2 separate regions of the Homo sapiens genome follow, and region 2 is linked to region 1. A link is an interaction called in ENCODE POLR2A ChIA-PET data of the cell type or tissue named here. Cell type or tissue: CD4-positive, alpha-beta T cell. All regions are shown on one strand. Each heading gives the region's core, and the rest is flanking DNA. Links, peaks and the distances in the headings are about the cores only.

Region 1 (12,139 bases), core at 2,416-10,415:
GTTACTTCTTACAGGCTACCTTGTGACTTGGTGAGGCTATGACTCATTCTGGTCTAGCTGAAGTCATTGGGTGGGAAATCTTTGTAAAGAGTGTTAGATTCAAGTGGAATGTTTCTTTTTGCCCTTATCTCTCCCCCGTGTCCCCCTTCTTCCTGCCTAGAATGTGGACTTGATGCCTAGAGGTGCAGCAATCATCTTGCAAGTATTAGGAAGAAAGCCATAGGATGGCTGAGCAGAAAGACAGAAGGAGCCTGGGTCCTGGATGACTCTGAACAGCACTATAGCAATCTGAGCTGCCCTACTTCTGGACTTCTTGTTGCATGAGAAAAATATGCCCCTGTGTGGTTAAGCCATGGAATTTAGATTTCTCCAACTGGCAATTGAACACAATTCACATAACGTGAGAGTGCACTGAGCCAGACTCCTCTTACCTCCCAGATGGATCCTGGCCCTGGGAAACCAAGCCGTCCACTCTATGAAGCATCCTTGATTCTTCTATTTCCCTCACCTCACATGACCAATATGTCAGCAATCTCTGTTGTTTTGCCCTCCAAAATAACTGCCAAGTTCAATTGTTTCACTCCATAAGCACTGCCACTAGCCTGGCCCAAATTAGCATCACTTCTTACCTGAACTACTGCAATGACCTCCCAATTGATTACTCTGCTTCTCTATAACATACCCTCAACATAGACTTGATCTTTATAAAGCATAAATCAGAGCAGAATCCTCCAGTGATTTCCCATTTCATCTGAGTTAAAGTCAAAACTCCTTACAAGACGCCCCAAGGCTCCACATGATCTGATCCCTTTCTCCCTCTTGTTCGCTCTCCTCAGCTTACACTGGCCTTCCTCAACCAATCCCACTTTAGAGCACTTGCCCCGAGATGTTCTCATAACTGTCTCTTTAAAAAAAAACTCAGCTCTCAATTTAAATTCACTTCCTCAACAAACACTTCCCTGCCCAGTCAACTGAATTAGTTTCAATCTCCAGCCTCATTTTCTACCTTTCTTGCACCTTGTTTTATTTCATTCATAACACTGGCCAATTACCTTGCCAATTTTATTGATTTTCTTGTCCTGGTTGTCTCTTCCATCAGATCCCACCATTATACATTCAGTGCCTAGTGCAGTGCCTGGCACATAGTATGTGCTCAATGAATGTGACTTGATCAAATTGACTATATTTCTCAATTTTCCAAACTAGTTCCTTGTTTCTGACTATTCGATATGAGTCATGGCTGTTACCTAGGCAATGTATACTTTGTCACTTCCTCTCTCCCAATCCCAGTCTCACTTACATTTCCTTCTGGTCCCAGATGAAGACTCACTTCCTTTGAGAAGCATTCCCTATTTCAGCCCTCTCTGCACTGACCATCTCTTTCCCTAGCACATAAGCATATCTATCATATCAGTCATATACTGGCCTCTCCTCCTAGTTATTCACCCTCTAGCTGTTTATGCCTCTGAGTCCTGTCTTTACATCTCTACTGTGGTTTCCTTAAGGAATGGTAGATCTTTTCCTTCTTCTGGGTTCCCCATAGTTCACTGGATTTCTCATAAATGGCTGCTGAAGTCTGCTCCTGGCAAAGAGATGTAACTCGTAAGGAAATTATCACAAAAGAATGTAAATTACCTGAGCAAGTTCTTACCTTGTTTCACCACCAAGAGTTCTGTATGTGCTTTTATAAAACCCTTCAAAGCCATCACCTAACTTGGCTTGGAAGTCCATAGCCACATAGTATTTCAGGTGAGGCGTAAGTTTCTCTGGAACCAGCAGTGCAATTTGTTCATGAGCAGGGTAACTCAAAACTTTCAGTTCTTTTCCTGGTTTCATGTATCTTGAATCTTCCTCTGACTGAAGGGTGGCATTCGTGATTTCAAGATCTTTGCTGTGCAAGATGATAAACTGGGTAGCATTGCTGACCAAGACTTCGATCTTCTCAGATGCAACAAAGTCCAGAGAGGTGAGATTGGGGTGGACAAAGAGGTCATAATGGAGAGGAATGACCACACTGGGGAGCCTTAGCTCCTGCCAAGGAAATCGTTCCCCATTAGTGGCTACTGGGAAAGCCCCAGGATCCTCAGTGAAGTGATAACTAGATGGCACTGAGAACTGAGAACAAATGCATATTTGGGGCAAGATGGCTGTTAAGCAGTAAAATCCTCTGTGAATGTTAAACATTGGTTTTCTGTGTGAATTAACCATTGCAGAAGAATGGAACATGAAATCTATTCTCTAGAAGACAAGTTAATATCCAGGCTAATCTCGTAGTTCTTCATGGCACTGCACTGGCTCCAGTTATGTCACATGGGGTCTGAACAATATTTTCAATACATGAATTTAATCTAGAAGAAAAAAACACACTTATAGCATGACAAAAAAGATTTCAATTTACAAATAAAATCTTAAACATGTAAAAAGGTATGTGTGAGTAAGGGAAAATCTGCTCTCTGTCAGAATTAGGCCAAGTATCCACAAAATAGAGCAGAAATTAAGCTGTTATCTGGTTATTACAAATAAAAACCCTTTAGGACTCCCCCAAAAAACCCTACCTTAAAATTGAATGTAATGAATTTCTTCTGAATTCTTGTGCAGCGAGCAGAAGGCAGGTGTGTAAATTCATTGCATGTTGAATGTTTTTAACATTTGGTTATATTTTAAATTTTTGTTTATTTATTTATGTTTTAGACAGGGTCTTGCTCTGTTGCCCAGGCAGGAGTAGAGTGTGCAATCATGATCACAGCTCACTGCAGCCTCAACTTCCTGGGCTCAAGTGATCCTCCCACCTCAGCCTCCAGAGTAGCTGGGACTACAGACACACACCGCCACACTCGGCTACCTTTTTTGTAGAGATGGGGGTCTCCCTGTTACCCAGGCTGGTCTCAAACTCCTAAACTCAAGCAATCCTCCCAAACTGTTGGGATTACAAGCGTGAGCCACTGTGACCAGCCTACTTTATTTTTATTCATTTATTTATGTTTTTGAGACGGAATCTCGCTGTTGTCCAGGTTGGAATGCAGTGGCACTATCTTGGCTCACTGCAACCTCTGCCTCTGGGGTTCAAGTGATTCTTCTCCCTCAGCCTCCCGAGTAGCTGGGATTACAGGTATGTGCCACCACACCCAGCTAATTTTTGTATTTTTAGTAGAGACGGGGTTTCACCATGTTGGCCTGGCTAGTCTCGAACTCCTGACCTCAGGTGATCCACTTGCCTCAGCCTCCCAAAGTGCTGAGATCACAGGCGTGGGTCACTGCGCCTGGCCATATTTTATTTTTTTTGAAAGACAATGTGTCACCATGTTGCCCAGGCTGGCCTCAAATTCCTGGGGTCAAGCAATCCTGATGTCTCAGCCTCCCAATTAGCTGGAACCACAGGCACACATGTAATTTTAAGTGTATGCCTGAAAGTAAACTGTGCAAGATGTCTCTATTTTGTCTTCATAAGTCACAAAGAATATTCTATATATATATTCTATATTCTTTGGATACCAGATATTATTATTACTACGAATGGCATTGAACTTCACCTCTTTCAATAACATTATCTGAATGGCCTCATTTTATGGCTACTGGTGTAAAGGTTGCTGGTCAAGGTAGGTATTTATCCCCAGTTTATTTTCAATATGTCAAAAGCCATGGAAATAAATTTTGAGTTTATAATATTCTTACAGAATTTTTTTAAGGTTCGGTTCTTTTCCCTTTACACTACTTTTGAAAGCACAATTAAATCAAACTGAATTTACTACCTTTGTAAATAGAACTAAGTTTCTTTCTTTTTGAAGGGTAAAGCTACAACACATATAAAATTAGGACAAACAGCATAGTTAATTTGGGGGAATCAATTCTTACTGCCACCCTACCACCTGCCTCTACTTACTTCCTTACTGCTCCAACTCAAACCATGAAGGTTTTCTCTGCTACTTCTTCTTTTTATAATCCTTAACAAGTTCTGCAGCATTAATTATCCAAACAATTACTTCAATTTTTCAATTTGCAATATTAATGCAGGTGACAGGTATTGTTAAAGGAACAAAAATAAAATAATATTAAAGATACTTCTCCCTCTTTTTAAAAACAAGCATTAAATTACTGCTACAAATCTCAGTGTTCCAAGAACGTCTGATAAGTACACTCATAATTGGTCTATTAGCTTGAATTTTGGAGGGTTTAAAAAAAATGGAGTGGCTTATTATGTGGGTCTGAGGCTTTGGAATCAGAGTGCCCAGATTCCAACGCTAATTCCACCAACCTCACCTACGTGATCATGGGCAAAGTTTTTTACTTTTTGAGCTTCATTTATCTCAACCATAAAACAGTGTAATAATTATACCTTCCTCATGCTGGGATGATTAAATGAAATAATTCATGTGAAGAAGTTGGCACAGCACAGCATGGAGCATATAGGAAGTAAGTAATTAGTGTTGGATATGAAATTATTATTGAGGTTATAACTTGCATTCAATGGCCAAAATGAAGGAGTAGCTCGCCCCCACTTGTAGCAGACACTCCTAGAGATGTACTTGATTGATAAGAGTAGAGAGAAAAGCTTTACTCACACAGTCTTTAACTTTAGAACTAGTAAGGGTTGTAAAGGCCAGCTAGTACAAGTCCTTAGTGTTCAGATAAAGAAACAGGACCGGGCACAGTGACTCAGGTCTGTAATGCCAGCATTTTGGGAGGCCAAGGTGGGCAGATCACCTGAGGTCAGGAATTCGAGACCAGCCTCACCAACATGGTGAAACCCTACCTCTACTAAAAATACAAAAATTAGCCGGGCATGGTGGCACATGCCCGTAGTCCTAGCTACTCGGGAGGCTGAGGCACGAGAATCGCTTGAACCAGGGAGGTGGAAGTTGCAGTGAGCCGAGATCGTGCTGCTGCACTCCAGCCTGGGCGACAGAGCGAGGCTCTCTCTCAAAATAAATAAATAAATAAATACATAAATTAAATTAAATAAACAGATGAAGGAACAGGATGGTGACTTCTCAAAATCCACACAGGAAGTCTGAAACAGAATCAGGACTAAAACATAGCTCTTTGCCCTTTGGTCTGGTGGGCTTTCTATTATACTGCACTGTACCTTAAATAGCAATGCAGTGAACAAAACATCCTGGGATTGAAGAGGCAAGAATTGTCACAAACGCTTAGAAAAGACAAAAAGATCTCTGAAAGAGAGTCAGTGCAGCAGCGTCTTAGATCAAGTCCCAGCCTCAACTGCATACACTTTCTAATACAGCCGCGCCCAATTCACCCCAGTCCCCCAGAACCTTGCCTTAGATTACAAAACCTTCTCAACACAGCAGTTCTATACCTTCAGTTCATTATTCTTATTGAAAAAATCTAATTTTAAGACAAACCCAAGAGAAATGTTGATACGTTACCTTAAATCATGCTGCTGCAGATTTGACTGAAGGGGAATTTACTTTTGCTTTCACTTTCTGTTCTAAGATTCAGAACTTTGCATGCTTCCTGAGTACAGTAAGTACTAGCTGGTTCATTATCACGCAGGTGTGAATGGAGCTTAGGATAAGAGCTTTATTTCAAAAAGGACAAGAAACTTTTTGTAGAATGCACAAATAAGTGGCTTTGGAGTAGAAGCCAAACCATGGAAAGAAAGGATCGCCAGTGGCTGCCACTTCTGCTGTTATCACCTCCCTTCCCTTGTCCCCAGGGTAAAGCCTTCAGAACATAGTTTATGTTTTTTAGTGCCAAGTTGTTGTCTTAGGAATTGATCTTGAACTTCTCCTTGTGCTGCATCCTCAGTGCTATGAAATCTGACTTCTGCCCATCCACCCCACAAACGTAACTCCAAGCTTACCAAACACCTCCCGGGCAGCTTCTGTGATCTTTATCAGAGGTGATTATTCTCAGATTTTCCATGTCTGTAACCACCCTGTCTCCTTGGGCACGAGGGGACTGTATCTCATGCTCATCTCTTTGATCTCTCTTTATCTGCCTGTTTGAGTTGGGCTTCAACTTCCTCTCTGCTCTGAATACAGACCTTCCACAAAGATGAAACCTCTGGCCTTTGCTCTGCCCTCTCTTTATCCTTTCCAGTACCCAGATTTAGCATTTATCCCCATTCATCCCACATTGCTCCCATTGTGATCCCTCCTTCAAGGGTTCTGCTGCTGTAATTCCAACAGCCTGATGGACCAACAGTACATGGATGTCTAACCCTAACCTGAACCAGAACCCTGACAACTCAAATAGTGTTTTCTTTCCCCAGATAAACACCCTTTGCTTTATATGCTTCCAGCCTTCTTCCATTATCTAGGATTGAACCATATAGTTAGTTACTTTGATTCTGTCCCTCTCCAATTTGTTACCAAAGCCTGTTGATTTTTCCTTTTCTTTTCTTTTTTTTTTTTTTGAGATAGGGTCTCACTCTGTCACCCAGGTTGGAGTGCAGTGGTGCCATCCCAGCTCACTGCAGCCTTGACTTCCTGAGCTCAAATGATCCTCCCACCTCAGCCTCCCAAGTAGCTGGGGCTACAGGCATCCACCACTACACCCAGCTAATTTATTATTTTTTTTTTATAGATGAGGTCTTCCCATGTTGCTCAGGCTGGTCTCAAACTCCTAGGCTCAAGTGATCCTTCTGCCTCAGCCTCCCAAAGGATTGGGATTACAGGCATGAGACACCGCAACTGGCCTTTTTGAATCATTTTCAATCTCTTTCTATCCAACTAAGAAAAAATCCCACCGCTTATTAAAGTAGTCCAGGTCCTCATCCTTCCTCACAATGGCCTTCAATCATGTCTTCCCAGCTTCTCAAGCTCAGCTTCTTGCAGTTACTTGTACGATGCCACCAGATTAATCCTTTCAACTACTGCTCGACCATGCCTCCCCCACTGCTCAAGATCTTTCCTTGATTTCCCCATTTACAGAGGGGCAAGTCCTAGTGTGGGAACCATAGTGGCCTACTGGCAGCCTATATGCCAGCCTATAGTTGTTTTGTTTGAATCACAGTCTATTAAATGGCAATACATCCATACAATTTCTATTGTCAAGTGAAATATAACAAGCTTAGCTCTTATCATGTTGCAGACACTCTTCATAGACTTGTATCATGTGCCTTGTCCTGCTGTGGTTTGTGTTTGCAACCTATGTTTGGCCCAATAGCACATGTTGCCATGATTAGATCCTAGTTAAGTCTCAAGCTTTAATTTTTCCACCTTTCTACATTTTATTATTTCAACCTGAAAGAACAAGTCGATAAAGTAGAAGGGGCAGAAAGGAAGGCAGTAGCCTACACCTAAGGCCCGAAACATAAGACTGAATGGGGTCCCTCAGAGCTGCATTTCATGTAGTGAGAGGGGCACCACAGGAAGGGGGATGGCTGGAAGCCAGTGAGTGGGAAAAAGAAGGGGACAAAGACGACAAAGAAGAGGAGGCCCCAAGGGCTTATCTACGGACTCTAACTCTGCAGGGCGTGGGGGCAGGTAGAAGAGGTATAGGAGGCTGGGAGTATTTCTGTGATATTCCTTGTCACAAGATCCAGCCTAGCTGTGGGTATGTGGGCGAGTGCATGTGTGTTTTCAGAGCTCTCTCCTGCCCACTGGAACAGAAGTGGTGATGGAGAATGAAGAAACAGGCTATGGAATTGAGCTGCAGAATCCTAGAAGTGAAAATTGAGCCAGATTCAAGTACTTGTAGCTTATTTAAAAGAGTTTCTCAGCAAAATGGGCTCCTAACTTTTCTTTTCTTTCTTCTTTCTCTCTCTCTTTCTTTCTTTCTTTCTTTCTTTCTTTCTTTCTTTCTTTCTTTCTCTCTCTCTTTCTTTCTTTCCTTCCTTCTTTTTTTTTTCTTTTCTCTTCTCTTTTCTTTGGGATAAGCTTTGGGAAGTTTATTGCTTAGGGAATTCATGTCTCAGTTTTCCATTTCATCCTGGTCTCTGAATTGTCTCTTACTCAGAGAGACCCTCCTTGTTGGCTCTAAGGCAGTACCACTCCTCCCTAAATCCACCATCACCAAGGCCTATCCTGTCAGCCTGCTTTTTGTTTCTTCTTAGCTTTGGTCAGTTCCTTATACTTCATTATGTAGTTGTTTGTTTGTTTTCTTGTCTCCTCACTAGAACATAAGCTTTTTGCAGTAGCAACTCTGCCCTCTAACTGCTGAGTGCCCAGTATAGAGCAGAGCCTGCCATATAAGAGACCCTCAACAAATGTTAGTTGAGTGGGTGAATGCATTTTCAGTGTTTTAGTTTTTGTTTTTGTTTTTTGTTTTTCCTTAGATTGCCCAACACTTGCTTCATGCTTCAAGCACATCAGGGTGCTTTCCACTTCTGGATGAGCCAAGTGTTTCCTCAGCTTTTCTGCACCTTCCTCTCCATTGACCTAGAGTGTCTATGGAACACTCAGAGTGTCCCCTGTGTAAACCACCTACCACAAGGTAAATGCCAGCCCCAAGAAGCCACTTTGGAAGTAACACATGCTTCCTTTCCAGTCCCAAACTACAGGCATTTGTTTAGTAGGTCTACTGGCACTCATCTGAGGCTAACAAGTTTGTGTTTCGTTTTCTTCCTCAGATTATCAACTTCAGGCAATGGACCACGCACCAGGATTCCACCTCTTTCTAGCACCTATCAGTGTTGCGCACATCATAGGCCCTCAACAAACAGGTGAGAATGAATGAGTTAACAGTGAATTTTCCAAAGAGATGAGACTTTATTGTCAAAATATTTTAAAGATTTCACGAATTTTCATGATTTTTTTTTTTTGACAAAGTCTCACTCTGTCACCCAGGCTGGAGTGCGGTGGCACAATCTCTGCTCACTGCAACCTCCGCCTCCTGGGTTCAAGTGATTCTTGTGCCTCAGCCTCCCAGGTAGCTAGGATTACAGGCGCCCACCACCATGCCTGGCTAATTTTTGTATTTTTAGTAGAGACGGGGTTTCACCATGTTGGTCAGCCTGTCTCAAACTCCTAACCTCAGGTGATCCACCCACCTTGGCCTCCCAAAGTGCTGGGATTACAGGCATGAGCCACCGCACCCAGCCGAGAATTTCTATTAAATATATTACATATGTTTCTATCCTCTTAGGGTGTTCTCAACAGATTTAAATCTTAATGACTTCATTTTTTAAAAAATTATAAACTGAACCTAGGATCAAGAGAATTGAAACATCTTCTTAAAATAATTCACTTCCTCATCTCCAAATTAGACACAATGATACTTTGCTACAGAGGATTATTGTCAATCCGAGAATCAATTAGGGAAAATATATGAAAGACAATTCATAAATGTTTTGTAAACTTTAAATTTCTTTACCTGCATCAGTTACTTTTATTCTTATTTTTTGTTTTTTGGGACAGAGTCTTGCTCTGTTGCCCAGGCTGTAATGCAGTGGCACAATTACAGCTTATTGGAGCCTCAACCTCCTGGGCTCAAGCGATTCTCTTGTTTCAGCCATCCAAGTAGCTGGGGCTACAGGTGTGCACTACCACACTTGGCTAATTTTTTAATTTTTTGTAGATATGGGTTTTCACCATGTTTCCCAGGTTGATTTCGAACTCCTGAGCTCAAGTGATCCACCTGCCTTGGCCTTTCTTCCTTTTTTTTTTTTTTTTTGAGACAGGGTCTCATTCGGTCACCCAGGCTGCAGTACAGTGATGTGATCTCGGCTCACTGCAACCTCTGCAGTGGGGAGATACAGAATGAATAAAATGACGAATGGCTCCCTGACAGTGCTAGATGCTTGTAACTCTGAAGCCAACTTATAGTTTAAAAAGTAGCTTCCTTTTCTCTGACTTCCATTTTATTTTTCAAAAGGATCTCTATAAATCTATTAAAAATACTTCTAAGAATTATTGTTATGCCTATGTTCTTTTTCAGACAAAATAGAGACAGAGTCTATATTATGGGCTTAAAATTTTTAATTTAAAGAAAATCAGTGAAAGTTTATGTTAGTATAAAGACTCAGAGCCTTATGCAAAATATGAGAAATGGGGGTAGGGAGGGGAAATTCACCTAGTAAATGCAATCTATAGCTTCTTTTAAACTCATTCAGTTGTAACAGAAAATGAAAACATGTATTCTCAGAATTTTAAATCAGTAACTGACAGGAAGATGGTTTTTCAAAAATGGTTATCTTTTGCAATGCCTTCCACAAAGCACTTACTGAAAACAAAAACAGAAAAATGCCGCCATAAAAATCTGATGTTGTTAAAGTGGAACAGAATATTAGACAAACTTGACATTGAACAACTGCTATTTTACAGCATTAAAAATTTTTATTTAGTAGCCAAATGAAAAATGCTGGTGCCTCTGTTATTTTCTTTCCAATTACAGATTATTTAAATAACTGATGACACATTCTCAAACAGGAAAAATGATGGCAAAATAAACCAGGGTGATTCTGAGCTTGTTAAATATTTTGAAAGTAAATTTGCATGCTTTCAACCAACCGATTAAAACCAACTGATTAAACCAAATCAGTAATGTTTTGGCTTCTCCCCTACTTAAAAATTTAACTAAAAGATCTAAAAAAACTTTTGCTTCTGGCCAAGATAGAGTAGGGACTCTGATTTATTCTCCTGCTTAAAACAACCAAAAAAAGATGAACAAAAGACAGTTTACAAGACAATGAATATCAGGCAACCCAAGACAGCAATCCCTGGAGAGAAGGAAACAAATAGGCAAGCTCTGTGATTTTCCCAGCTTTCTGCCTTGAGAGAGGTTCCAGGCTGCTTTGCAGGGAGACAGAACTAAGGCAGAGCCCAGCAGATTCTTTGAGTTGAGGAGATGCAGATGAGATTCTGGGAGAGCAAGGAAACCAGAGTTCATAGGATGAATACCAAAGAGGAGAGAGCTGCAGAAAGAGACGAACGGTGTGTGGGAGGGCAGGCTTTGGAAACCTGCTGAGGATTTTCCTGGAGTATTCTGCTGATCAATGATCAATATGCACATGAGCAGAAAATAAACGTTGCCAGAAACTGAACCACTGAAAAGGATTAGTGGGAACAAAGCCTGGTGCTTGCACAGAGACAGAAGTAGTGCTTGTGCCTACCCATCAAACTGGAGAACCTCAAGATGAATGGGCCAATGGGTAGAGTGTGCTAAAGTGTCTTACCTCAGTAGTGGGGAGCAGATAAGTCTCTGCTCTGGTCCTGCCTAACAAATCTTAAAAGCAGGATCCAAAAGGATGAAACTTCTCAAGTAACTTATCTGTGTTCCAGCACAAAACTCAATAGCATAGTAATAAAAGAAAAATCCACCACCCAACTAGGCAAAAAGCTTGGTGGTGATTTTTGAACCAACTGGGTTTATTAACTCACTACATCAAGGGAAAACACCCTGGGGAGCCCTGGGGCATCTCAGAAAGAGAGTGTCAGAAAGGGGTCATTATGGGATGTTATAGGTGATTTGCATGAGAGTTTCATGGGGCAGGGCTTCGTTTTGGTTTAAATGTTCTAAGAAAGTGGGGGTGATTCTATGATTTCGTATCTTATTAAGAGATTAGACAAAGGCTAAGGCTGAAATTGGTGAAGAAACAGCAGTCATTCATATTAGCCAGGACCTGAAGATGTTTGGTCATTTTTGTGGTTTGGACAACGTTCATGTTTGCCTGTGTTCAGACATGATTATGGAGTTGGCTTGTGTTTGTCTTGATCCATCAGAGTCACAAGAGTGGTTGTGTCTGATGTTCATATTCCATGAAATTGTTTGTGTTCAACAGGAGAACACTGAGGTCTGGCTGTGAGTGCCCATTCAGCTCCTGGCTGTCAGAGACTGCCTTTCTCATTACTCTCAGCAGCTCTCAGATTTTGCAGCCCCTGGTCCTACTATCAAAAGCTTAGTCTGCCTCTTGGTTTCCTCTTCCAAATCTGCAAATGCCCCTGGGGAATTTCTGGAATCCCTCGTTCACCTCTTTGGGTTTCCAACTTTTCTAGAATCTTAGCTTAGTAATTCTTCACTATCTTTTTAGACTTTTATGCTTTAAAGATCTTTTTCTATTTTGTCTGTGTTTACAATTGTCTTCAGTGGGAGGGTTGGTCCAATTACATACTGTGCCATTACAGCAAAAGGCAGCACCCTCCCCCATCCCTGTCCCACTTGCAGATTTCCCTAAGCCTCCAAAAAGGTTTTTCTGGGCCTTTTGCCTGGGCACCCATCCTCTTCTCCGAACCATTTC
Region 2 (12,139 bases), core at 1,883-9,882, 58 kb after region 1:
GACTGTATCCCTGGATGACACCTTGATTCAGCCTCATGTGACCCTAAGGAGACGACCCATATAAACTGTGCCTGGACTCAAGGCCCTCAGAAACTGTGAGATAATAAACATGTGTTAAGCTATTGAATTTGTGGCAGTTTGTCACATGGAAAAGTAATGCCTGCCCAGTAAATTGCCCAGTCTCGGGTATGTCTTTATCAGCAATGTGAAAAGGAACTAATACAAATGGGGGTCTTGCTATGTTACCAAGGCTGATCTCAAACTCCTAGCCTCAAGTGATCCTCCTGCCTCAGCCTCCCAAAGTGCTGAAATTACAGGCATGAGCCACCATGCCTGGCCAAGAAATATTTTACAGGCTACCTCGGCATCCCTTAGTCCAGTCAAGTTGACACATAAAATTAACCATCACACTACCTAAGACACAATTCTTGCATCTCCGTTTGATAACATTTGGAATTATACTTTATCTGGATTTTTTTCTAGGTTTCTGGGACCACCTTTGTTCCTGAGCAATGTTTTTGATTCTGCTTTGAAAATTCTTCCCCATGGCAGAAGTTGCCCTTCTTCTTAAATCTCTTGCCAAACTCTGGCTTCCTGATTTAGATTTCTGGGCTTCCTGCTAGCCTGGGAAGGTAGTTTAGACAGACGACAATACAAAAAACAAATTCAAGAAGAGAAAGAGGTTACAAATTTAAAATATTAGTTAGGAGGTGCTGTAATAGCATAGGTGAAATTATTTGAAGCCTGATTAGAAGCAAGATAAATGAAAAGGAAGGGAAAGGCTCAAGATACCCTTTGGCAGCAAAATCAATAGGACCTGCTGAAATAGAGCAGTGAAGAGAGGAATGGCGGGAGATAACGCTGATGTGTTAATGACATCTAGCTTGGGTGCTCAGGTAGAAAGCAAGACAATAATCACACTTGGGATAGTTTATTCCTCCATGATTGCTTTTAAATAAATACGACACATGAGTATACCCACACCAGCAAAGATTTGAAAGGCAGAATTTGTTTCTGGAATTAACCCCAGCCTTTCCACCAACAAGTCTCTATAGCTTTCTAGCTGTGTATCTCACAAATTATTCACCTGACAGAGCAGACATAAATGAAGATTTCCTATAATTTAAGCTAGTTTATATTGAGGATATCCTGCTTGGGACACAGGAAATGCTCAATATAAACTAGCTCTTCCTATTGAGCTGTGTTCCCTCTGGCCCAGTCAGGCTTTTACCAGCCTCAGATTTCCTGCTATCTCGATGTCTCTTTCTTTGACTACATATTTCATTAGCTTTCACTGAGCTCTTAGGTTTCCTTGCTTTGATGTTGGTGCTCCTTCTAGGTCTAGGACATGACCACAGTACCTGGTCATAGATAAAGGATACTCTGCCCCTGCTCTTGCCTTTATCCTGTGCTTCCCCCTGGGTCCCATCAGCCTGAATGCCCAGGCCTGCCCTTCCCCTACGTGTGCCCACAGGAAGGAAACCAAAAAGGGAACCCAAAAGGAGATTGAGTTTGTGAGGAATGTGAGGAATGTGGCAGTTTCTTTTGGAGTCTGTTGAATTTAAAAGTGTTTATAGAACATTGAGATGGTTAATTTTATATGTCATCTTGGCTAAGCTATGGCACCCACATGTTTGGTCAAATGTTAGTCTATATGCTGCTGCTATTTTTTAGTATGAGTAATACTTAAATCAGGAGACTTTGTGTAGATCTGATTATCCTCCATAATGTAGCTGGGCCTCATCCAATCCGCTGAAGGTCTTAAGAGAAAAGATTGAGGTACCCTGAGGAAGAGGGAGTTCTGACTCCAGACTGCCTTTGAACTCAAGATGAAAACATTGACTCTTCCTTGGTTTCTCCAGCTTGCCAGCCTGCACTGCAAATTTTGGACTTGTCAGTCCCCACAATTGTATCAGCAAAATCCTTAGAATCAATCTCTCTTCTTCTCTCTTCCTCTCTCTTCCTCTTCTTCCTCTTCTTCTTTCTCCTGTAAGTTTTATTTCTCTGGAGAACCCTGATACAAATATTCAAGAGAAGTCTCCAGAGTAAGTGTTTATACAGATTTAGAGCTCAAAAGAGAAATCAAAGTAAGTAAACAAACAAATTAGAAGTTATTACTATGAGAGTGGTATCTCTGAATCTGAGGGAGCTGAGAAAATGCAAGAAAGAAGAGGTTACAGACAATATCAAACATGGCACAAAACCCAACATGATTGAGAAAAAAATATTTAATCTGGCAACTAACTAATCAGCATTTGCTTATTTGCCATTTAGCAAACAACATAGCTTAAAAAAAGACAAATGAAAGAAAATCTCATTTTCAGAATTAGTAGCAATTTTATAGGACTCACTGAAAAATTACATGGTTGTAGATGTTATATGATCCTCAACAGTTTAAGGAAAACTAGTAACGTTTAGATTTCAGCAAACTTTTACAAGACTGTTTATCAACATTCAAATCTGAAGTATATTGTTTTTTCACATATTAAGGACCAGATCAGATCAGCAATTAGAAGTATGACATACAAAATAATCACCCTCAAGGAAGGTTTAAATTAGGGATGAATTTCCAGTATTGACGTTCCAAGCACCCTGCATATTCTTGCTACTAATTCTGAAAATGAGATTTTCTTTCATTTGTCTTTTTTTAAGCTATGTTGTTTGCTAAATGGCAAATAAGCAAATGCTGATTAGTTAGTTGCCAGATTAAATATATACTTGAGTATATATTTTCTCCCATAAAATGCAGTAAAATGATTTTTAGAACTTTGAGAGATCCTTTCAAGAATGTTCATGAAATTTTAAAGCTTTTTTTGCTGTTTCCGTTGAGATTTTATCACTTGAGAAAGTGAATATGCCTGTGATGGCAAATGGAGAACAACAGAATTGGGTTGGGATGTGGATTCTGAGTCATTGGCCCACATATGGGTGAAGTGACTCCTTCTCTTGCATCTGTTCATGTAACTCTAACCTACGTCTCGGCAAAATTATAAACTACCCAAGTGCTAGACCTTCAGGTCACACCCAAATAGTCAAAATTGTAAATATTAAATCCATAGGTGCTTGAAGTCTATTACACGCTCAATCTTTTGATGATGTCCTAAGAAATAATGACTTCACTCACAAAATACTAGAATACTGTGCTGAATATGCAGGGTGCTTGGAAAGATCCATGTCAATACTGGAAATTCATCCCTAATTTAAACCTTCCTTGAGGGTGATTATTTTGTATGTCATACTTCTAATTGCTGATCTGATCTGGTCCTTAGTACGTAAAAAAACAATCCTAGGAAAAGTGTTTGGTTTTTCAAACTTACGGTATAACAAGTTTTGAAGAAGCTTCAAGGCAAGTAAAGGAAACACACCTGAGTTTTGTTGGTAGAAAACATTTTATTTTCTCTCTCTCTCTCACACACACACAAACACACATACACAAACACACACACCCCTCTGGAGCCACAGGCTCTCCTGCCTTCCTCCTCTCACAGCAATTTTTCTTTGGTTCTTCCCCATTGTTAGTGAAATAGCTGGAACTCACCAGTCTACACCGCTGATGATTGTCTGTAGGATGAAAACATGATGATATGGTGGTAGCAGCTGTCCATGAGGCTTCTGACAAATGAAGCTGTTCTTAGAGAGTACTTACCTGAAATTGAGTGATGTTACAAAATCACTGAAATAAAGTCAGTTGGTTAGAAAATGCAGTTCAAGCCGGGTGTGGTGGCTCACGCCTGGAATCCCAGCACATTGGGAGGCCGAGGCGGGCAGATCACGAGGTCAAGAGATTGAGACCATCCTGGCCAACGTGTTGAAACCCCGTCTCTATTAAAAATATAAAAATTAACCGGGCGTGGTGGTGGGTGCCTGTAGTCCCAGCTACTCGGGAGGCTGAGGCAGGAGAATCGCTTGAACCTGGAAGGCGGAGGTTGCAGTGAGCTGAGATCATGCCATTGCACTCCAGCCTTGGTGACAGAGCGAGACGCCGTCTCAAAAATAAATAAATAAATAAATAAATAAATAAATAAATAAATAAATAAATGCAGTTCAGGTTTGGCTTCATTGGAATTTAGGTTGACCTCAATGTATGGGAAAGCAAAGAAATGTCACTTTTCTCATGGAACACAAAAGACACTACCTTCCTTTAAGTGAATAGTGGAATAGCAGGTTATAAGATTGAGACTGTGGTTTGTTTATTACAACTCTTAAAATTAAACGCTACTGATTCTCACCGCAATAAAACTATCTTTATCCAAGAGGGAGGATTTATGGCATGGATTCTGAATGCCTCGGGCGTTGAAGAAAGCTGGAGGAAAGAGGTAGTCCCAGGCCTTAATTAAGGATGAACTCAGAAAACCTGCACAACAAAAAAAGCCTCTCAAGCTTAGCCTCCTTTTCTTTCTTCTTTGGGGTTATTCTCTCAGCCATCACCCATAGCGGGAACTTAGCCATTAACTCTAGGGCCATATTTATATAGTGCTGGGAACATAAAGGAAAAAAAAAAAAAAAGAGGCTTCCCTGTTAGCTTCAGCCAGAACAATCCTGGGCTGGGAGTCTGCTTGGACTGGCTTTGCCCTTGGCCTCATCGCGGTGGCCAGAGAGTGGAGGTGTTGTGTTCATCTCAGACTGAGCCTGAGCAGTGTGATTATTCATTTACAGGAGGAAAGGGAGGTGTGTTGAGCAGGCAAAAGGGTTTTAAAGCCCCTGGAGACATTCCAAATATACCAAATGATAACTTGATTTTTGGCAATATGCTTCTGTCACAATGTTAAATATTCATCTCACTCCCAAGTGCCCCGTGTCTTTCATAATCTAAATCTACGATTGGTACCTCAATTATTATTTTTTGTTCTTAATTACAATCAATATTACTTGAGGCTTCCTCATGATTGCTTTATTTCTTTTTTATTTGTTCAACCTCAGTACAGTTTAATATTTATTGCAGATATTGGGACTGGCTCACTCAGCATCTCTTCCAAACGCTTTTCAGAATTTCTCACACCACTGCAGAGTCGGGAAAGCAAACACTTTATTTTCCAGACTCCTTGCTCCTAGATTCTAGATGTGCTTTAGGCTCTGCCAAACAGTAGCACTGGTGGGAGACTTGAATTTGGAATTGAGTTCGGTAGGGAGACAGGCAGCTCTTGAGCTATTCATTTTGTGGGGAAAGATTGTGGCACACATGGTATGGTTCTGGAGCCAGCAATTGTGGCAGAGGCTGCCCAATTTAGCAGATGGCTCCTGGATCATGGCAAGAGAAGCAGTTTCACTGGTGGCCAAGTTCTACATTGTGGTTTTGCGATTTGTTTCTGGAAGCTCAGTCTAGTGTATTTTTTAAGCCTTCCCAATGATTATGTAAGTCATGTAATAGCCTGCAATAAATCCTTTTCTGATTAAATAGCTTAGTGATTCTGTGCTCTGCCATTGAACCCTGACACAACATAGAAATTAGTTTTTAAAATGTCATTGATCTTTTTGATTGTGTTATTTTTCTTTTTCTTATTTATAATTGCATGGATACAAAACATGAAATGAGGTTGGCATTATTTATTGCTTTGATGAGCAGGTGAATTAGATGATCACAGTTGCTAACTGATGCTTGGTTAGTTAGACCCATAGGAAACACCTGCTGTGGTTCAACAAGCTGAGGCTGGAGGTCTTCCATTGGCCCCTATAGGTCCACTCCTCACCCTTCTCTATCCTGCTCTGTGCCCTGGGACTGCCTAGCAGGAATGGCTTTCTGTGTTCCCTGGCTTTGCCCATGGGGAGACTTGATTTATGCTGGTTGCCCGTCCCTCCAACCCCAAGTCTTTAGGTTACCATTTACTTTCTCTTTCAAAAGTGTCCTAGTTGATGTAATCCTCCTTTCTGCTTAGAGTTTGTACTCTCTAAACAATGAACACTTATTAATTCCTTACTATACAGTTCCTCTGTTTTGCCAACTGAGAATGTATAGTCCAAAACTCACGAGCAGAATGGCCACTCTGGTGCTGTAGCAGTCTGCTTTTGCCCCTGGAGTTTGGTGAGGTCCGGGGTCTTATCTCACAACTACAAAATAGGCACACAGACATGGAGGGTGAGTAGGGCAGAGTAAAATTTATTAAGCAAAAGGAAAGCTCTCAGCGAAGAGAGGGGTCCTGAAAGCAGGTTGCCAGTAAGGTGTCTGTGTTCTGTGTCTTTTATGTGGCAGAAGCCAGGAAGTCTTCTGTGGGTTTTGCCCACATGGGAGGGATAAAATTCCCTCCTGGGGTACTATATCTACGCATGCCTAAGGTTGACCAAAGTGACTCCAACTGGTTGAATGCCTAAGTGAAACCCATGGTGGGAGGTGCCTAAAACCACAACGCTAATGTTATGTTAATGGCATTATAGTGAGCTGGGTCAAATTAAGGACATTTAGGTTGATTTGTTGCACCTGTGCCTAAGTTGAGACCGTCCCTGCTGAGCAACATCCTGGCATAAGGGCAAGTTCTTAACCACATTTCTTCCTGTTAGCTGCAGAGGCGGGGTAGGTGCTGTCCTGCAGTTGTTCCTGTGAACATTGTTCCTTTCTGTCCCTTCTCCCTAGACCCTCCATCTCTATCTGCCTATCCAGCCCCTAACTCCTCTCTCAGTGCTTTCCCTCCAGTACATACCCATATTTTAATTTTCAAGTGTGCAATTTTCACATGTATAATTCGTTAAGAAAGAATGCAAGGGAACGATTCAGATAGTCATCAACAAACTGCAGCTGAGTCCAGACTCTGTCTACCTTTCTTCCCTCTTCTGTTTGCATCATCTCCAATAGTTTTTCTAGGATCCAAAACTGATACTGATGCTGCCCAGTTTTTAGTGCTGGCCCTTTGAGGTTCACTGATTCTCCTACATTTTCTGGCTAACGTGTGGAAAATCTGCTTTGTTCCTAGTACAACAGTGATAAAATAATTTTTTATTCCCCTAAATTCCCAAAAGTAGCTTATACTTGCCATGAAGTTTAGGCTATATCTCGATCTCTATCTTTCCATTTATCTATCCATCCATCCGTCTATCCACACATACATATATGTGTCTATTTATCTCTCAAGATTTACAGTATCAGAATTTTTCAGAGTGTGGCTCAGGAATCTTTTTTCTGTTAAGCAAGTTTCTTAAGCATTGTGATGTATTTTTTTGCTTCAATTTACTTATTGCATCTGTTAATAAATTACTGCTTACAAAAACAGTAAAGAAAAAAAAGAATTAAAAACACCTTAATGGCTGAGTGTGTCTGTAATCCCAGCACTTTGGGAGGCCGAGGTGGGTGGATAATTTGAGGTCAGGAGTTCAAGACCAGCCTGACCAACACGAAGAAACCCCATCTCTACTAAAAGTACAAAAATTAGCCGGATGTGGTGGCGCATGCCTGTAATCCCAGCTACTCAGGAGGCTGAGGCAGGAGAATCGCTTGAACATGGGAGGCAGAGGTTGCTGTGAGCCGAGATCACACCATTGCACTCCAGCCCGGGCAACAAGAGCAAAATCCCATCTCAAAAAAAAAAAAAATAAAAAACAAAACAAACAACAACAACAACAACAACACCTTAATAGTTTGGGTGTTTTATTTAGCAGTGCATTTACAAAGATCAAATTAGTGACATAAACTTTGAGTTTTCTATTTTCATCTTTTAGAATGGGAACAGTCAGAATGCTAAACTCACACAGATTTTATAAAAGTTTAGCAATCTACCACCAGGACTGGAAAACCAAGGGAAAAAACAAATCTAACACAATGCTACAGAAACAGAAAAGCCCAGAATTCTTGCTAATTTAACTGAAGTTTAATTTTGACATCTTTGGCTGATCCAACCACTCAGTCTTGGTCTCTTTCCCTTCTCTTATGGACAGGGAGTTAGGTAATAAAAATCAGCCAAAGATTCTCAAAGTTCTGCAGAGGTAGACATGGGCTGGTCTTGCTGCCAGAGCTGGTTAGTACTTTGGGTCTTTCTAGAATATTTGGTGTTAGGCCTAGATAACTCAGCTACATCTGTAGTGCTTCTCTGTGGCTGCTCAGTTTATAATTCAGGTCTTGCTCGGACCCCTAGTCCCAAGGACACCTTTTCCTTTGTCTTTCTGTTAAAAGTCTCTTCAACTTTGAGCTTCCATTGGGCCTATACTATTTTCTCTAGACTGTAAAGGCTCTTTCTACCTTTAATCATCTTCTTCACCGATGTTCAAATCCAGTTATCGGGGCTTGGTCTCTTTGTTGGTCAGGATGTCAGCTGCCTTCTTTCTCCTGAATTTGGCATCACTTCTGATGAGCATAAGCTAATTCATTTTTCCATCAGGAAAAAAGCTATCATTGATTTCTCATGAATATCTCTTATTTGGGAGATATTCCTATTTTCAGCTCAATGAAGAACCAAATCTTTCTAGTCTCTAGAATCTAGTCACTTCTGTAATTTCTTCCCAATTATCCACTCACCAGTTATTTTTTTGATATATGTCTCCTTCCCTGCCTCAAAAACACAGACTATGCCAATCCTAAGATTATAATAGTAGAAATATCTTCAATGTGCAGTAACATTAGTGTGGCAGACGTAATCTAAGTTGCCCCCATGATCCTTGCCTCCTGGTATTCATTCTCTTGCATAATTTCCTTTCTTTTAGTGTGAGAGAAACCTGTGACTTGCTTCTAACCCATAGGATATGGCAAGGAACTAGTCATATCTGAGAGCAGCCTCCAGAAAACAGTCAGCAAAACACTGAGGTTCTCAATCCGATAGTCAATGAGGAACGGAATGCTGGAACAATGATGTGAGCTTGGAAGCAGATCCTTCCCTTCTGCTGGGCCTCAGGTGAGACTGCAGCTCCAGTCATCATCTTGATTGCAGCCCACAGAAACTACCAACCCACAGAAACTGTGAGTTAATAAATGTGTTGTTTTAAGTTGATATGTTCGTATTATTGATACACAATAATAGATAACTAATAAAATTAACAATAAGAGACACTTTTCCTCCAAAGGAAGGAAATGGGCCATTTTCTTAGACAAGATAGTAAAAAGTGACAAGGAAAACTTCCTAAACAAATACCATAACAGTTGGATTCACTAAAAAAACATTATAACACGAGAACACATATTTGAAATGATTTAGCTCTTTATGGCTTGATCTGTAAGGCTATCTTTTAGAATTTCTTTTAGCTAGATATAACAGAATGCTAACTACAGTTTGTTAAACAAGTAAGGTAAGGTGTTTATCTTCCTCGTGTATGAAGATGCCTTATGCAGGCAGTCCAGGCTTTTTTTTTTTTTTTTTTTTTTTTTTTGAGATGAGTCTTGCTGTGTCGCCAGGCTGGAGTGCAGTGGCACAATCTTGGTTCACTGCAACCTCCGCCTCCTGGGTTCAAGGGATTCCCCTGCCTCAGCCTCCCAAGTAACTGGGACTACAGGCACGTACCACCACGCCAGGCTAAATTTTTGTATTTTAGTAGAGCTAGGGTTTCACCATGTTGGCCAGGACGGTCTCGATCTCCTGCCCTCATGATCTTCCTGCCTTGGCCTCCCAAAGTGCTGGGATTGCAGGCGTGAGCCACCGCGCCTGGCCTAGAGGTCATTTTAATTATTTCCCTAAACCTGCCTATTAGACTACTCTTAAAATTTTTCAAAGGCTTAGAGATTATCTTGCATTTTAAAATGTTTATGCCTAACCTGTTGCCCTTCTCTTCAATTTGATAGCTAGTATTTCTTTGTCTCAAAGGGCCTCTAAACACTTCATTTGTTCATCCTTTAGACAGCTTTGTAAATAAAACCAAGCATTCCTCCTATGGTCCAGACAGCTTCTTAAGGACAGATAAAGTCAGCATTCCTAAGCACCAGGGTAGCCAAGGGAGTGTTGTAGGTTTATAGGGGTAAGATAATGTCTCTTTCTTCCACTTCCCACCACTTAGTTCAAACCCATAAGTTTAAATGAGATAAGGAGAACTGTCTCTTAGGAAGGGTTGGGAAAGAAAAAAAAGAAAGGCTGTGGTGGCCTGAAGACCACTTGAGTCATTTCTTCCATAATCACAATCTAATTTTCCAATAAATTGCAAGCATTCCTAGAACCACAGACTTCACTTAAGCCAAACTCTGTCAATTTCACACTGCCATGTATGGATGAGCATAAATGAGTTTCTCTTTTCAGGCCCCAATTGTATATACTTTACAGAACTTCATTGAGAAAGTTATTCGTTTCTTTCCTTTTCTCCTTTGTATCATAGCTCATTTAATTTCAATATAATAAAATCCATTAACCTTCTAGAAACTAAGGTTTTGAAAAGTTATTTTTCCCATGTTTAGTTATTGCAACAGATATTCATTATAGCTAAGGCAAGACAGTTAGTAGCATAACACCATGGTCCCTCAAAAAATAACAATAAACAAATCTACATATTTTTCATCCCAATATTTTTATCATTCCTTTAGGCATATGCAAAGATCATGTTCACTCCTGGCTGGATAATTCATTCTTTCTTTGTGAAATAGCTGTGGCAGAGGGAGCCATAAATAAAATAAAGCCTCCTAAACAAAGGTTTGCTTTAATCTGTTCATATTGACAATATCTAGTAAATTCTGATATTTCAAACAACTCACCATAACGGGTATAGATCTGGGTTTTTAAGAAATTGACATGATTTATCCAGACACATTTGTGGGTTTTCTTTGAAATAGTAGAGCTTTACTGACTATGACACTTTGCATTTTAAAGAAATTTCATTGCTTTCTCTTGTGTGTCATAGATAATTTTTATATAACTGAATTGTGATTCTCCAGTAGATAAATGGACAAGAAACATAAACATATAATTCTCAAAAGAGAAAACACAAAGCAAAAACGGCTAATTAACATATGTTCAGTGCATATATTCAGTCTCATTAGTGATGAAAGAAATACAAATTTAAGAAATATGTCATGGTGACTTACCTCCTTGTTGACACGAGCAAAGGTAAAAGCAACAGGAATACAGAAGACTGGCTAGAGAGCAGTTAGATGGGCCTGTCACCTACTGAGGAAGGTTGGAGACAGGTGGATTCCCTGGGTTCTGTAAGGCTGCAAGAACTGGAAACATGCTCAGGTTACCTTAGACAGCAGTATCTTGTGAAATAAATGCCTGAGGGAGGGAAAATGGGAAACATGTGATCAGTCCTCGTGGCACCTAGAATGTTCTTCAGGATCCACAATTCTAGAAGTTCAAGGGCAGCTGTGGTCACTCAACTTGCTTGAGTTGTTCCTACAGAATCTGGCATACATTGCTCGCTCCCATAGTGCTCTGTTGTATGGTAATACAGGACTCTCTCTGAAGACTGACTCCAACTGGCTAAATCAAAAAGGAAAGCATTGGTCCTCTTGAATGGAAGGTCTAAGGACAGGATTTGCTCAGGACAGCTGGAGCTGAGGGCTTTAGTGGAGGTATTCTCTGTCTCTGTCAGCCCTGCTGTCCTTTGAACTGGCTTCACTTTAAAGCAGGCTTTTTCCATGTGGTGGCCCCTGGTAGGTCACTTCACATCTCTAATCCTGTTTCCTCATTCTAGAAAAATGGAGCTACTAGCCACCTGCATAAGTACAATGTGAGGATCCCATGAGATAGACTATATGTAAATGCTTTCAAGCTGCCACATTTCAGAGGACTTTATTATTTGATATGAGCTCAGTGGCCTGTTTTGGAACAGTCTTTAACATGGCATCTGTACCGTCTTCCCTGTTTCTGATTATTAATAAGATGGTATTGCTTTTGTTAAGCAAGCCTGCTCTGCAACTTGGCACAGAGGGGGAAAAAAGTCATCCTCTTTATCAAGAATATCAAGAATGAGGGGCATTATTATTTTTTTTTAAATTGGCATTTAAAAAAATTAAGTTCTAAGGCCCTGGGAGCCTATGGAAGAGTCTCAAGGACCACAATGTGTGTGGAAGGGCCGGATAGCAGTGGGCAAGGCTGACTGGGTGGAGCTGCCCTGTTTAATAAGAGCAGGCCTGCTTTTGTCTGTTTTCTACACCATGATTCTGGATGAGATTTTACATCAAAAAGGAGAGTGGTAATATGATTAAAATAGGAGCAGCTTTGGCAGCAAAACAGAAGAAATGAGCCAAACGCTGACATTAATTGACTAAAAGCTAATGAAAGCAGAACTGAATCAATCAATTACA

The links. Peaks named below come from ENCODE experiments on the same cell type or tissue, not always from the same donor. Only the 100,000 strongest peaks of a DNase experiment are listed, where the experiment ranks them.
Region 2: POLR2A ChIA-PET joins it to region 1 with 14 read pairs; 22 of 35 experiments call an interaction of 5 or more read pairs at or near these places.

The regions. Positions count from the first base shown.
Region 1 is chr5:96,869,773-96,881,911 of GRCh38, reverse strand. ERAP2 (endoplasmic reticulum aminopeptidase 2) reads right to left here and starts at 5,412. Exons shown (of 19, transcript NM_022350.5): 1 at 5,385-5,412; 2 at 1,652-2,348. The coding sequence starts at 2,226. It also overlaps a transcript of ERAP1 not described here. RefSeq lists enhancers at 4,514-4,723, 5,094-5,303, 5,474-5,623, 5,644-5,773. In CD4-positive, alpha-beta T cell, for the core only: no CTCF peak of the experiment used is centred there; DNase peaks (open chromatin) are centred at 5,461 and 5,911; H3K4me3 peaks cover 2,617 bases; H3K27ac peaks cover 2,487 bases.
Region 2 is chr5:96,810,794-96,822,932 of GRCh38, reverse strand. It overlaps LOC124901033 (a long non-coding RNA gene), which reads right to left. Exons shown (of 3, transcript XR_007058879.1): 2 at 10,919-11,105; 3 at 6,075-8,856. It also overlaps a transcript of ERAP1 not described here. Among named protein-coding and RNA genes, the nearest start is that of ERAP1, 8.9 kb to the right of the region's middle. RefSeq lists an enhancer at 5,879-6,018. In CD4-positive, alpha-beta T cell, for the core only: no CTCF peak of the experiment used is centred there; DNase peaks (open chromatin) are centred at 5,792 and 6,342; H3K4me3 peaks cover 1,494 bases; H3K27ac peaks cover 1,536 bases.